2 separate regions of the Homo sapiens genome follow, and region 2 is linked to region 1. A link is a loop called in an ENCODE intact Hi-C map of the cell type or tissue named here. Cell type or tissue: CD14-positive monocyte. All regions are shown on one strand.

The links. A loop is a pair of places that touch in the nucleus more often than their neighbours do. Peaks named below come from ENCODE experiments on the same cell type or tissue, not always from the same donor. Only the 100,000 strongest peaks of a DNase experiment are listed, where the experiment ranks them.
Region 2: a loop joins it to region 1, with 2.7 times the contacts of the local background. A loop is called at or near these places in 9 of 110 quality-filtered maps.

What each region holds. Positions count from the first base shown.
Region 1 is chr17:2,067,927-2,075,926 of GRCh38, forward strand. SMG6 (SMG6 nonsense mediated mRNA decay factor) reads right to left here. Exons shown (of 19, transcript NM_017575.5): 16 at 852-1,005. It overlaps LOC107984988 (a long non-coding RNA gene), which reads left to right and starts at 3,670. Exons shown (of 2, transcript XR_001752757.2): 1 at 3,670-3,794; 2 at 3,990-5,038. RefSeq lists enhancers at 2,303-2,522, 2,843-2,902, 3,273-4,472, 7,289-7,978, 7,755-7,834 and 1 more. In CD14-positive monocyte, no CTCF peak of the experiment used is centred here; DNase peaks (open chromatin) are centred at 2,676 and 3,685; H3K27ac peaks cover 641 bases.
Region 2 is chr17:2,133,711-2,141,710 of GRCh38, forward strand. All of the region lies in intron 13 of SMG6 (SMG6 nonsense mediated mRNA decay factor), which reads right to left. Among named protein-coding and RNA genes, the nearest start is that of SMG6-AS1, 48 kb to the left of the region's middle. RefSeq lists enhancers at 3,714-3,763, 5,309-5,508 and a silencer at 4,689-4,888. In CD14-positive monocyte, no CTCF peak of the experiment used is centred here; DNase peaks (open chromatin) are centred at 3,801, 4,761 and 5,431; H3K27ac peaks cover 2,531 bases.

The DNA of each region.
Region 1 (8,000 bases):
GACAAGGCTCTCAAACTTGCTCCAAGTAGCTGCTGAGAAGGGGATGTGCAAACGCCTGGGCCTCCCAATCATCTCCTAGACTCTCTCCCTCCACAGAGGCCATCAGCTAGATATGAGCCCAGAGCCCAGAGCCCACCCTGAGGCTGACCCACCACAGAGCTCCAAGAACTAAGGGTACCCAGACGGTCCCGTGGAGACGGCCCAGCTGGGCCTCTCTGGCTAGAGGGTGGGAAAGCAAGCTAGCTGGGTCCTGAGATGCTGACCCTGCACCAGCACCAAGGCCCAGACAGTGGTAAGGGCCCAAGTGGTAGGAATCCACAGGCATGAGCCAAGGGCTTGCTCTGGAGGGTTCCTGCTGGCCTAGCCTTAGGGTGACACTGGCCAGAAGAATGCTACCTCGAACCAACAGAGTGATCATGAAAAGCTACAAGACAATCAGACCAAAGGCATCTAACCACTTCAAAATCCTCCCAGCCTCCCTGCCAGACCACCCAGCAGCACTGCCGTTATCTGCCAGGGCTGAGTGTTTACCAATAACGGGAACCAGCTTTGCTGTTTTACTGCAAGCTTTATAAGGATAAAAACAAGGGCTGGGCTCATGCAGCCTCTGGTTGCTGGGACACAGGAGTCCATTTGCTCAAGCAGTTTAAGCCATGGATCAGCCATGAGAATGTGAACTACTTTGATTATTAAACAGTTTTCTTTGCCCCACGCGTTCCCTACTCCCCTGCAAATCCCATCTTACACACGCACAGCAGGGCTCTGCCTGCCTGGCCCCCAGGCCGTGGGGCGTGTGTGGAGGGGGCTGCTGTGCACATGCAAGGCCGCTCTGCCCTTCCCGCCTGACTCACCGATGAGGGGCACCACCAGGATGTACTTCCTGCTCTCCAGCAGCCGCGCCAGACTGGCCAGGTGGTCAATGAAGCCGTTGGTGTCTGGTACGAGGAACAAAGGTCTGATTTCGAGCTCCATCTGCCTCATCTGACTGTGGTCCTCCAGGACAGCCTATGGGGACAGAGTGGTGAATGAGCCAGACAGCGAGCAGGCAAGCAGGTGGGTGAGCCAGGGCCCTGACACTACGGTGTGTCAGCATCCTGCCCCTAGGAACCTCTTCCCCTCCACAGTAATAACCAGTCCCCGTCGGGTCTCAGGGATAGGCCCAAGGGCTGAGCATAGCACTGCAATAAAAACAGAGCTCAAGGGGCCCAGGGAATGGCATGGGTACAACCCTGCCGAGGGCTGAGAAAGGATCCTGAGGATATTCAACATAACAGGTCTCTCAAAGTAAGACTGGGACTCAAATTCAACAAGGGAGAATTAGGTTCCTTAGATATGAAAGTGGTTTCACATACATTATCTAGAAAGCCTACAGAGGAGGTACTTTTCAATCTAGACATGAAAATGCAAACAGAATCTGTTATTTTGACTTACTTCACTGTGTAGCTAAAACAAAACAAAACAAAATAAAATATACCCTGGGCAACATGCTGAAACCCCGTCTCTACAAAAAAAAAAAAAAATTAGCTGGGTGTGGTGGCACACGCCTGTGGTCCCAGCTACTTGGGAGGCTGACATGGGAGGATTGCCTGAGCTCTGGAGGCGGAGGCTGCAGCGAGCCGAGATCACACCACTGCACTCCACCCTGGGTGACAGAACGAGACCCTGTCTCAAAAAACAAAAACAACAACAACAAACAACGAACAATGAAGTTGAACTCAAAGGCTATACAAAAAAGTGATACTGACAGCTAATAATACGAAATTCTCCTGCAGCAGCAGCCGAAGTCCGTGCAATGTGATGAATTAAGACTCAACTCATGTGTCTGCAAAGAGCAACACCCAGGTCGATCACAATGGCCCACCACCTTGCCCTTGACCAGCGCAGTTTCCTAAACACGGGTCTTTTCTGTTCTACCTCTGCTCCTTTGCCACGAATCTGTACCAGCTACACTATTATTTACTCGACGTTTTTCTTTAAACTGACTTTGTCACTTTTTTTCTTAGCCTCTTCTTCAGCAACCATATCGTGGTACTAAGCAATTGACAGCCTAGTCATATGCTTACTAGTGCAAGCTAAACTGCCAAACAAAAAGTAGACAAAAGAATAAAAGCAGAAGAGTCTCCTTGGCCCCACTGTCCCACCGCCTCCTCTAGCACCTCTCACCAAGCACGTGGCCCAGCGCTTGCCTTCCCTGTGGACTTTCACATTTCTCAGGGAAGTTCCCGAGAGATGCACATTTGCAAAAGCCTGATTTTCTTCTCTGACAGCCTTACACGTGTGGCAGCGGCCCTTCGAGACCGGCTCTGGGTATGTCTGCCACTACAGAACATGGCCACTACTGCACTGCTTCCTCTTCTGGGGACCATGGCCAAGAATCGAACTGATCTGCTGGCATCTGCCCAGACAGCATGCTCCCTGAGTAGGGAGGTGGAGGGCACCCACACAAACCTGGCGGGGCCAGGAGGGCAGGTCCCAGCCCTGTCACACCCTCTCATGGCCTTCTGCCACAGAGCAACTTGCAGAGACCCAGATGCAGGCACAGGGCTGGGGAAGTGGACGTGCGTGCCAACCGAGATGGGGCCCACAGTGCTGGTCCTGGCCACCAACAGTCAGTGAGGAGGCTGCTCAGGTTTCACTGACAATGACAGTAAAACTGAAAGGGCATGCCTTCAAATGATGGGGGTGGCTTCTCTGTGACCTGCCAGGGACCTCTCCCTATGAGTAAGTTGTTGCTGCCACTGCCACCACAGCTGGTAAAGGCACAGGCTACAGAACGCTGGCAGGCATGAGAAATGCAGCTCAGGGGCCCGCTCTGCTGAAGTCTTCCTACTGATCTCACCTCATGAGAGCAAGGTGCCACTACTGCGGGCTACCTTCCCATGGGAGGCGGGGTCACTGACCCTCTACATAGGGCTGCCACCTAGAGGGTGACAGGCATTCCAACAAACCTGGCTTGGGCAGTTTGTAAGAACAGGAAATGGTCCCTGCTCAGGTTCAGTAAACCCCTCTGCCCTTTCTCCTCTTGCGGAGGAGCATCAGCACTCTCGTTCCTCATTTCTCAGGCCATGCGCTCTCCGTCTAGCTCTTCTGTTGCCAGGCATGCTCTCCTGGTACCGTGGCTCTCAAATCTGTCTTTCTGGGTGAGCAGGGACAGAACAAGCATGGCTTAGGGAGACGTGGGAGCAGTGGCAGCTGGAGTGACAGGGGCTGGGGGTCCGGCTCTGCACTGCGCCTCTGCCTCTGCCTCTGCCCCGCAAGTCCACTACCATCTCAGTTCTCCTGCCTTGAGAAACAACCGTCCAGCCTGGTCTGACTCTATCAAGGAAGTGGCTGCCATTTTTTTTTTTACCCTATGTGAACAGTCAGCTCCTAAGCCCTGGTACCATCCTACCTCTATTGCTGGCAATTAGGCAGGAGAGCCTTGAAGCCAGGTGGCTGAGGGATGCTGGGGACAAACTGAGCCTACCTGTGTGTTCTGATGGCAGGACAGAAGAAAAATCTAGAAGCGAGGTCCAGAGACGCTCTAAATTCCCCGGGTTCTTAGCTCTGGCTTGCAGCTAGAAAGGTGAATAGGCCGCAGCCTTTCAGAGGGGGCTTCCCTGGGTGTGGGGTGGGGCCAAGCCCCGTGAGGGTGGTCAGAGCTGTGCTGCCATCATCCGGTCCCAGGGACGCCCGCAGACAACTTCCCTTAACCTGGCTCTGCCCAGTGAGTCACCAAACAACTGCTTCCTGTTCCCCGCATGCCCTCATGGAGTCTCAGGAGATGAGATGAAGCTGCTCCCTTTTCTCCTGGGGTACCGGTGGGCCTCTGGGCGGGGGGGGTCACACCTGGGTCACAAGACTGGCTCAGTCCCCTTAAAAAGAGTGGCAGGCGGAGGAGGGCTTCGGAGTCCACAGGCACCCTTCTACGGGTGTCTGCATTTCCGGCCCTTTCTGAGTGGCGCTGTGTGTGTGTGTGTGTTTAGCATCTGCCCTCCCAACTTTTCCAGATTTTACCCGTCAGATTCCTGGCAGCTGTGCACGGCGCCTGTGCCGGCCGTCACGTCCCATTCCGATCTCTGGGTCGCACGGTAAGAGGAGGACACAGGATGCGCAGGGAGTGAAAAAGTGATGTCGGTGGGGAGAGTGCCAAGTCCCCACTCGCAGCCATGGGACACTTGGGGAGCAGGGGAAGCATGCCGCTGCAGAGTTCAGAGGCCGGTAGTGAGGTTTATTTTTGTTTGTATGAGTAAAAAGCTGCAGAAGCCTCTGGTGGGGGTGAGGGGGGTGCAACCGGAATGCTGTGGTTCAGACAGACTGGCCCTGGCATGGAGTCAAGCGTGCTGACCCGGAAGGAGAGTTCCACAGGAACCTTCTAACAGCAGCTGAGGTTGGGCCACAGTGATCCCTGGATAGTGCCCTTGGAACCCAAGCAACACACGGACACTCTGAATCAGGTTGGTAGCAATAAGGACCCAAGTTGGCATAAAATGTGGAAGAAAAAAATAATTCTGTTTCTGGAAGGTGCTAAGTAACTAACTTTCTCTAAGGTATGGGAGTTTCCTGGAGCAAGCTGGCAGAGAACTGGGAAAGAGATCATATACAATAATACCTAAGGAGGAAGCTAACAGGCTTGGGTCTCCAGGAAAAACTTTTGCAGGTTAAGTTCCTTCTCTACGGTGGAGATGATCTTATGATGCTTACCGCTGCAAGCTGAGACACTGAACATTACAAGTAACAGCAATTCAATGAGCTGACACAGGAGGTGTGGCACTTGGAGAACCTGGATCATGAAGCAGAGCAAGACCAGGAGAGGGCCTTCTGAGGTCTTCCTTCTGCTTAGGGGCTCCCATAGGGAGTGCGGCTGCTTCCTTCCCTCTACAGGGTGAAGAATCATTCATCCCTGAGCCTCTCTGGCCAGAGCAATGTCTTCAACAGAAATTAGAAGCTTTGTAACACAGGAAATTTCCACATTCACCTTATATATGAAAGTACCTAGCAAAGTGCCTGACACATATTAGTAACTCAATAAATGCCAGCTTCCTTTCTTCCTTCCTAACTCTATTTTTTATTTTCTACATATCCAGAGCATAAATATCAGGGGGAAACCACCAGGAAATAGAACTGGGGATGAGGAGGGGTGGAGCAGAGGACTACTGATGTGTTTTTTTTGTTTTGTTTTGTTTTGTTTTGTTTGAGACGGAGTCTTGCTCTGATGCCTATGCTGGAGTGTAGTGGCGTGATCTCGGCTCACTGCAATCTCTGCCTCTCAGATTCAAGCGATTCTCCTGCCTCAGCCTCCCAAGTAGCTGGGATTACAAGCGTGAGCCAACACGCCCGGCTAATTTTTGTATTTTTAGTAGAGATGGGGTTTCACCATGTTGGCCACACTGGTCTCAAACTCCCGACCTCAGGTGATCCGCCCGCCTCGGTCCCCCAAAGTGCTGGGATTACAGGCGTAAGCCACTGTGCCCAGCGTTTTTTTGTTTTGTTTTGTTTTGTTTTAAAGAGACACGAGTCTCAGACCAGGCACGGTGGCTCACGCCTATAATCCCAGCACTTTGGGAGGCCAAGGCGGGTGGATCATGAGGTCAGGAGTTCGAGACCAGCCTGGCCAACATCGCGGAACCCCGTCTCTACTAAAAATACAAAAATTAGCTGGACGTGGTGGCTCATGCCTGTAATCCCAGCTACTCGGGAGGCTGAGGCAGGAGAATTGCTTGAACCCAGGCAGCAGAGGTTGCTGTGAGCCGAGATGGTGCCACTGCACTCCAGCCTGGGCAACAGAGCGAGACTCCGTCTCAAAAAAAAAAAAAAAAAAAAAGAGACAGAGTCTCATCCAAGCCTGACCAACATGGTGAAACCCCATCTCTACTAAAAATATAAAAATTAGCCAGGCGTGGTGGCACGTGCTTGTAATCCCAGCACTTTGGGAGGCAGAGGTAGGCGGATCACTTGAGGTCAGGAGTTTGAGACCAGCATGGACAATATAGTAAAACCCCATCTCTACTAAAACTACAAAAATCAGCCGGGGATGGTGGCACATGCCTGTAGTCCCAGCTACTCGGGAGGCTGAGGCAGGAGAATCGCTTAAACCCGGGAGGCAGCGGTTACAGTGAGCCGAGACCATGCCACTGCACTCCATCCAGCCTGGGTGATAAGAGCAAAACTCCATCTCAAAAAAAGAGAGAGAGAGAGTCTAACTCTGTCACTCAGGCTGGAGTGCAGTGGTGCGATCACAGGTCACTGTAGCCTGAAACTCCCAGGCTCAAGTGATCCTCCCGCCTCAGCCTCCTGAGTAGCTGGGACTACAGGTGTGTGCCACCATGCCCGCGCTTCTGATTTCTATGAAAAGACTTATTGTATATATGTATCTTAACTATGTGGATGTACATGAAAAACTGGAAATAAAATAAAAATAGGAACAGTGGGTGAGATAAGCACTGGCTAACTGTTCATCCTGGGCCAGCAGAAGCCAACGAGGGCAGATACTGAGGGTGCTAGAAAAGGCAGGCAGAGCCACCAGCAGCATCCCCTGGGAGCAGGAGGAGGAGCATCTTCATTTGGGGTACACTGCAAATGAAAAACTGCTGCTTAGAACTCCTTTTCTGGATGTCCAAATGTACCACAGAGCTTAATATATTCTTGCACTCTTTTTAAAAGTGATAACTATGGCAATTTGTTTGCTATTTCTTACTGTTTTAGGAGGACTCATCTTATTTTCAAACTAGACTGTCAAGTGCTCAAGGAGAACTGCCTACTTTTCTTGCAGTTTCCATTGTCATACCTCCCATACCGCCTGTTGTATCATAGGACTTCGGGGGACAGTGGGCTCAGTCACTGGCTCTCAGAGCTGAAGGGCACTTAAAGATAATCGGATTGAATTTTAACTGATAACTTGATCTAAAAAGCCAAAGAAGCAGGCAGGCCCTTTCCTGATGGAGAGGGAGGGGCAGGGCTAAGCATGACACCTTTGAGCTTGCTCTGAGCAGCAGCCTGAGGGCGTTTCAGACAGTGGCCTGGCCACTCTGTGGGAAGCCAGGCCCCCAGTGGATGGTGCTGGAGCAAAAGCTGGGGCCCAGCACTCAGGTTTTGGGGAGGCTGGAGCGGGTCTGGGTGGGAAGGGCGGATGCCCGCTCCACAGGCTGATGTGCTTTCCTGCCTTGACGTGAACGTGCCCCCGGCCTGGTGCTGTGCTGGCTCCCACCCTGTCTCCGACAGCCAGGAGCCAGGCCTGAGTGTCTGCCTTCCGCCAGCTTCCATACAGGTGTGGGGGGCTCTGTGTATACCCCATTGTTCCACAACAGCCCCCCCTAGCTGGGTGGCAGTATGAATGGACGGCAGCTAAATTTAGAGTGGAACTCCTGGGGCCACCACAAAGGAGGGACTACATCTTCAGGAGGGCGGGTGGGCGGGAAAGGGACAGGGGAGAGAAGCTATTTTGAGAACACATGTCATTGCTGGCCACAGAGCAAGACTGTGGCCATAATGCTGAGGGAAACAATAGATGTGGCCAGAGGAAGAGCCTGTTATGTTTCAGGTGGGATGTTTGCAACTGCTCAGGAAACCTGACCCCGCCCGACAGCAGCACAAATCACAGCAAAGCCTCAGAGAGGCAGTGAGGAAGCGGGGGATTCACAGGGCCAGGGCCAGCATGAGGTGCCAAGAGGCCACGCCTCATGCCTGGAGGAGCATTTTCAGTGACTGCTTTGCCCTGGTGGTTTGGTTAGGAATCAAACACTTCTGACCAACTTCCCAAACCATGTACCCTGCCCTGGTCTCTGAACAACTCCAAATGGCAATGGGAACAAAAAGAACTCAGGAGAAAAGCAGCAAGGTGGGCAGAACCCACAGGAGGAGCTGTCTCAGGCAACAAGACAGAGCGTGGGCTGAGCCGGAGAGTGTGGCCTCAAAGCCCTGGGTGGGCGGACTTGGCGCCCCCAGCATCCAGGGGCCTGCCTGGGCGCTGCAGCTCCAGCTGCACAGGCTCTGAGAGCTCCCCACACCCCTTTTCTGACCTC
Region 2 (8,000 bases), 66 kb after region 1:
GATACATTTCTGCCAGCCAGGTGACCATATTTTCAGCTTTTTCTGCAGGTAGGATAGCCATGTGACTCTTGAGATGTAAATAGAACTTTTACGTAAAACCTTGAAGAAGTCTCTTTAAATATATGGGGCATACCCTTTCTGTTTTCTTCCTCCATTAAGCTGCCTGCTGATGCTCTACTAACCATCTTGGGATGGGACCACATTGTAGGATGTTGTATACTGAGCTGGAGGTTCCAGTGTCTGCCAACTTGGGGAAGCCAAGTGGTAGAGCCCGAACACTAGCCCTGGACTGCCTATGTCTAGACTCTTGATGTAAGAGGATAAAACTGTATGTTTAGGCCTCTTATTCACCTAAATCTAATACAAAATGATAGTTCTGGGTTCTGACCTAGTATTGTCATATGATCTCAGATAAATCAGTCTAAGTCTTAATCTTCTCAGCTGTAAAATGTGATAATGCCCACTTTGGGAGGCCGATGTGGGTGGATCACAAGGTCAGGAGTTCGAGACCAGCCTGTCCAATACGGTGAAACCCCATCTCTACTAAAAATACAAAAACTAGCTGGGCATGGTGGTGCACGCCTGTAATCCCAGCAATTTGGGAGGCCGAGGCAGGCGAATTGCTTGAACCCAAGAGGCGAAGGTTGCAGTGAGCCGAGATCGTGCCTACAACCTGGGAGCCTGGGCGATAAGAGCGAGACTCCATCTCAAAAAAAAAAAAAAAAAAAAAAAAAAAAAGATAATGCCTCCTAGAACTGTAGTGGAAATCAAATGAAATAATACATCATGATAGCACTACGGAAAATGCTGATGTAAGTTTTATCTATGAAAATGAAACACTGAGATTGGAAAAGCAAGTGTTAACAATGAAGGCATAAAGACAAAATCACTTTTTAAGAAGTCTATGAAAGGAGGCTGTTTATAAGAGTAGACAAATTCCTTATAGAAGGTCATGAAAATTGATCATGTTGGAGATAATATTCTGAATCCTGCTAAATACACTACTAAATTATCTCAGTAGGAATCTTGTAATTTTCCACTCTTTGAAGTCCATGGCTTCTGATGCTGATTCATTCCTAATTAAATGGCTTTAGCTATTCAAATCCTAGTATCTCCCTCTCAATATCCTCCCTGTCATCATCCCAGACCTTTTTTAAAAAGTTTTATTTTAATTTATTTTTTTTTTTGAGACAGAGTCTCACTCTGTCACCCAGGCTGGAGTTCCGTGGCACGAACTCGGCTCATTGCAACTTCTGCCTCCTGGGTTCAAGTGATTCTCCTACCTCAGGCTCCCGACTAGCTGGGATTACAGGCGTGAGCCACCATGCCTGGCTAATTTTTGTATTTTTAGTAGAAATGGAGTTTTGCCATGTTGGCGAGGCTGGTCTCAAATTCCTGACCTCAGGTGATCCACCTGCCTCGGCCTCCCAAAGTGCTGGGATTACAGGCATGAGCCACTGCACCCAGCCTAATAGTTTTATTTTAAATTGACAAATAGTAATTGTATATATTTATGAAGCACAATGTGATGTTTTGATAAATGTATACATGTGGAACAATCAAATTGGACTATGTAACACATTCGTCATCTCATATACTTATTTATTTGTGGTGAGAACATTAAAAATCTATTCTTTAAGCTATTTTGAAATATACATTATTCACTCTAGTCACCATGCTGTACAACAGATCACAAGAACCTACTCCTCTTGTCTAATAAAAACTCTGTATCCTTTGCCCAACGTCTCCTCTTTCCCCGTCCACCCCCACCAACCCCAATCTTAAAAACTGAGTTATACTTAGTGACTTTATCACAAAGCAAAGCTGTCTAAGAGAACCTTATGGCAATAATGGAAATGTTCTATATTATGCTTGACAATACAGTACCCATTAGTCTCATGTGGTTACTGACCACTAGAAATGTGACTAGTGTGACTGAAGAATTGATTTTTCAATTTTACTTAATTTTAATTAACTAAGTTTTGACTGATTGATTGAAACAGTGTTCTCACTCTGTCACCCAGGCTGGAGTGCAGTGGTGCAATCACAGCTCACTATAGCCTTAACCTCTCAGGCTCAAGCAATCTTCCCACCTTAGCCCCTTGAGTAGCTGGGACTACAGGCGCTACCACCATGCCCAGCTAACTTAAATTTTGTGTAGAGATGGAATCTCACTATGTTGTCCAGGCTGGTCTTGAACGCTTGGACTCAATCCTCCCACACTGGCCTCTCAAAGTGCTGGGATTACAGGCATGAGATACCACACCTAGCCTATATATATATTTATGTGTGTGTGTGTGTGTGTGTGTGTGTGTGTGTGTGTGTGTCTGTGTGTGTATATATACAGATATAAATATATACATATTTTTTGAGACAGAGTCTCGCTCTGTCGCCCAGGCTGGAGTGCAGTGGTGTGATCTTGGCTCACTGAAACCTCTGCCCTGGGGTTCAAGCGATTTTCACGTCTCAGTTTCCTGAGTAGCTGGGATTACAGGCATGCACACCATGCCTGGCTAATTTTTGTATTTTTAGCATAGACGGGGTTTCACCATGTTGGCTAGGCTGGTCTCGAACTCCTGACCTCAGCCTCCCAAAGTGCTGGGATTACAGGCATGAGTCACTGCGCCTGGCCAATTAATTTAAGTAGACAAATGTGGCTAGTGACTGTTATCAGTCAACCACACAGTGAGCTCTAAGAAATAGAAGTAAATCATGGCATTTCTTCATTTCTATCTCATCTATCTCATTGATTCTAAATATCTGTGGCAAAATGTTTCCTTTTCGCCTGCTCCTGACACTCCTTGGAAAGTCTCCATTTCCCTATTCAGAATTTGGATTTAATGATCTTTCCAGAGGAATAGACACATATGTTCAACACACACACGCATACGCACACAGAGTCCTAAGTCAAACTCAGGGAAAACTTTACTGAATACACCAAAATAGCTGGATTCATGGAATTCACCAAAAAATGCACCAAAGACGATTCAATCCCTGAAAAGGCCTCACCTTTTTTTCCTTTTTTTTTTTTTAGCTTTTTTGTCTAAAGACACCAGAATTTCAATTATCCTTCTTGGTAAGTCCTTACATAAGTTTAGTATGTTCTTTTTATTAAATAAAACACAAGAAAAAACAGGCATGTTCTGCTCCTGAAAGATCAAATTAAGGTCAGGCATGATGGCTCACGCTTGTAATTTCAGCACTTTGGGAGGCCGAGGCAGGAGAATTGCTTGAGCCAGGAGTTCAAGAACAGGCTGGGCAACATGGTGAGACCTCTTCTTTACAAAAAAATAAAATAAAAAAATTAGCTGGGCATGGTGGCACACGCCTGTAGTCCCAGCTACCTTGGAGGCTGAGGTAGGAGGATCGCTACTTGAACCCAGGAGGTGGAGGTTGCAGTGAGCGCAGATCCCGCCGCTGCACTCCAGCCTGGGTGACAGAGTGAGACCCTGACTCAAAAAAAGGATCCAGCTAAAAGAAATGGTTTGAATGCAGGTTACTAACCACGGAACGCTTCTTGGTACAGGTTACTACTACCACACTAATAGGTAGACAGGAGAAAAGCAACTCTCCAGAAGGGAGTACCAAAAGTGGTGATATACGGAGAAATGTTTTTCCAGCTCAAAAGAAACACACTAGAACAAACACCCTAACCTTGATGACCCCCACAGGCTGCTATTCAGGTGCTCATGTTTTCGATGTGAGCCAAAGTGTCATTCCTTAAAAAACTCCTTGATGTGACTCCAAGAAATGGTGTGACAGTACTCGCTGCAGATTCGCTTACAGGCACGCCAGCAGGACCTTTCACATGCAAATGGGCTTACTCATCACAGCTGTCAGGGTTCTCGGGGAGGAGTTTAAAAGAAAAGGCAACACTTCCCTCTCAGTGAACTGAGGAGTGTGGCTGACCCTGATTAAGTGAGAATGAAGGGATAAAAGACACCTGGAGAATGACCCCAGCAAGCAGAAAGCGCCATGGGACTAGGTCTTGAGAGAACTTGATGGGAATTGAAAGTCTTTGGCTCTATAGATTCTCTGATTCAGTCAGCCCACCTTGATTGGTTTTGGCACATCCCCCACCCGCAAGCTGGCTTAGATATTCATGGACCTTAGTACAGAATCCAAATGTCCTCTGTATCTCCAAGTCAGATCTTCCTTGTCTTTACAGCAGGAGTGCCTGTCAACCATGTCATTCAGCTAGGCCTCACTGGCTCTTCCTCACACAGCCCTCATAAGACATGAGCACCACACTAGACACTTGGGGATGGCGGTTGGAGAGTAGTATCACGGAGCTCACAATCGAATTGTCCAGTGTGTAGTCTTAAAGGCAGATGCAGACAGAAAGAGCTGAGCGATGGCCCAGAACTGTGTCCACACCTGGAAAATGCCTTTGGTGTTGTTATATCACAACATGGAAATACAGTTATTTAGTAGGAGGCAGGAAAAAAAAAACACCCTGGAATTTCAGAAAGAAGAAAAAAAATATACGGTAAAGGTAGGCAGTGGCTGGGATTAGTGAAAATGACAGTGAAAGCTTTAGATTTTTTCAAATGTAAAGGTTAGGGAAATGAGAACTGGATACTCAAACACTCCAAGATAAAGAAGCCTGTCCCCCATCTACAGGAAGTTTATCCCTGACATCTAAATAGTCATGTTTTAAAATCAACAAGTTTGCTGGTTCTCAGCTGCCACTAACCAGAACCCCCAGTGGCTGTGGCCTACAGTGTAGACAGACTGTGCCCAGCCAGACTAAATGAAGACATATAACCGGAAGTCAGCCACCAGCCTGACCCCTCCCAGTTTCAGGAGGAGACTGAGCAAAACACTATCCAGCTACAGGAGTAGTAGACCAGATGCTTTAACCCTAGCAGCATGGGGTACAAAGGACCCCACATATGAATCAGCAGATTCAGAGAGTAAGTGGTCTATGACCCAAGGAAACTCTAAGAATAAGAATGGAAACTTACCAGCAAGGTCAGCAGGACTTTTGGTTTCCCCCACCTCTCTCCCTCCCTGTCCACTGCAGTTACATATTCATGTCCACAGTCACATATTTTTAAAATTTGATATAATTATCTCCTAGAAATTACTGTATGTAGCCTCTTGGGATCTAAAGCAATTAAGTGAAGATAAATGTATTTCATAGAGCAAGCTGTCAAAGGATAAAGCAATTTCATTCCCCATTTGAAGTGGAGGCTTGGGTCATGCATGGTTTATTTGAAACAAAGCCATCACCTAAAGCTGCTGATCTTATCTCTAACTCTGTTCTCCATTCCAAACTGCTGGAGATGTGTAGCGTGGCACTGCCTGAAGTTATGACATCTGGCTCAAGGCCAGCAGAACAAGCCAGCTCCTCTTCTAGGTTTCAAGCATAAGAGGACGAAAGTCATATTAAAAGACAGTAACTATACAGGTGAAGTCTGTTAAACCCTAAAAAAGGGAGATGTTTCCAGGGTATTGGGAGTGACTACAGAGGCATCTAACAATGGGGAAGTTGTGCAAGAAAAGGCAGAAGAAACAGCCCCCAAATGGGGTAGGTAAAATAAATGCCAAGGAACCAGATTTTTCTCTTCTGGGAGACACCAAACCAAACAGTGAGGCCTATTTCACCAAACAGCCTAAGAGATGGAAAGCACGCCAGACTGACAATCAAGAGCTCAGGGTTCTAGTACTATAAGACCGTGTGAAACTTATGGAAAAGTGCCTGCTTTTTTCTTTTTTTTTTTTTTGAGATGGAGTCTCACTCTGTCACCCAGGCTGGAGTGCAGTGGCGCGATCTCAGCTCACTGCACCCTTGGCCTCCCGGCATCAAGCGATTCTCCAGCCTCAACTTCCCAAGGAGCTGGGATCACAGGCGTGCGCCACCATGCCTGGCTAATTTTGTATTTTTAGTAGAGACGGGGTTTCGCCATGTTGGCCAGGCTGGTCTTGAACTCCTGACCGCAAGTGATCTGTCTGCCTTGGTTCCCAAAGTGCTGGGACTACAGGTGTGAGCCACTGTGCCAAGACATTTAACAAACAAATTTTTTTTTTGAGATGGAGTTTCGCTCTGTCACCCAGGCTGGAGTGCAGTGGTGTGATCTTGGCTCACTGTCACCTCTACCTCCTGAGTTTGAGCGATTCTCCTGCCTCAGCCTCCCAAGTAGCTGGGATTACAGGCGCATGCCACCATACCCGGCTAATTTTTGTATTTTTAGTAGAGATGGGATTTCACCATGTTGCCCAGGCTGCTCTCGAATTCCTGAGCTCATGTGATCCTCCCACCTCAGCCTCCCAAAGTGCTGGGATTACAGGCGTGAGCCACCACGCCCAGCTGGGAAACTGCCTGTTAACTAATTTTTTTTAAACTGTTAAGGGGCACTTTATTTTTGAGACAGGGTCTCACTCTGTCACCCATGCTGGAGTGCAGTAGTGAGACCTCGGCTCACTGCAACCTCCGCCTCCCAGGCTCCAGTGATCCTCCCACCTCAAACTCCCAAGTAGCTGGGACCACAGGCATGTGCAACCATGCCCAACTAGTTTTTGTACTTTTAGTAGAGATGGGGTTTTGCCATGCTGCCTAAGCTGGTCTCCTGATATCAAGTGATCTGCATGCCTCAGCCTCCCAAAGTGCTGGGGTTACAGGCGTAAGCCACTGCACCTGGCCTGACACTTTATTTTTTTAAATTCTTCATATCCAGGCCGGGTACGATGGCTCACACCTGTAATCCCAATACTTTGGGAGGCCAAGGTGGGTGGATCCTGAGGTCAGGAGATCAAGACCATCCTGGCTAGCATGGTGAAATCCTGTCTCTACTAAAAATGCAAAAAAATCAGCCGGGTGTGGTAGCACGCACCTGTTGTCCCAGCTACTTGGGAGGCTGAGGCAGGAGAATCGCTTGAACCTGGGAGGCGGAGGTTGCAGTGAGCCGAGATTGCACCACTGCACTCCAGCCTGGGTGACAGAGTGAGATTCCATCTCAAAAAAAAAAAAAAAAATTCTTCATATCCACATTGTATTCATTTTTATAACATGCAGTCAATGCAATATTTAGAAAGTAGTATTCAATTAAAAAAAAAAGCCATTGAAGCTGTCTTTAGGTGAAATCCATGCATGTCAGACCTTGTCTGAGCACTGCTTTTTACAGAAGCCTTGACAAACTGGAATTGCCTTTCAAGTATTAGTGCATTGGAATCACCTGGAGAGCTTGTTAAATGAGCCTGCTGGGCTCCACCCTCAACTGTTTATGATTCAAAAGGCTGAGGTAGGGCCTAAAACATTACAAGTTCCCAGGTGAATCTGATGCTGCTGGTAATGGCACAGAGAAATCTGGCCAGGAGAATGATCTAGAATTGCAGTGTTTAATACAGTAGCCACTAGCCACATGTGGATATTTCAATTTAACTACATTAAGATTTGTTTTTCGGTTGCACTAGCCACATTTCAAGTATTCAAAAGTCACATGTGGCCAGTGGCTACCATAGAGGATGGTGTGGAAATAGTAACTTTCCATCATTACAGTACTAAACACTGCATCATTACATAAAGTCCTATAATATTTCGCAGCACTGGCCAAGAATCTATTTGATTGCACTGGTTTGTTTAGCTTAGAGAAAAGAAAACGTAAAGAGAATTTCAAGTATAACTAAGGTGTGTCAGATATAGAAAAAACAGACTTTGTGATTTTGAGAAAACTTTTAAAAAATCATTAAGTGGGAATTACAGGAAGGCAGGCTGTGTTCAGTTTGAGAAGGAACTTTTTTTTCTTAGAGATGCGGTCTTGCTCTGTCACCCAGGCTGGAGTGCAGTGGCACAATCACAGCTCACTGTAACCTTGAAATCCTGGGCTCAAGTGATCCTCCTGCCTCAGCCACTTGAATGGCTAGGACCACAGGTGTGCACACCATACCCGCTAATTTTTAAAAAATTTTTTTGCAGAGGCAGGGTCTTGCTATGTTGCATGGCTGGTCTTGAACTCCTGGGCTCAAGTGCTCCTCCTACCTTGGCCTCCCAAAGTGCT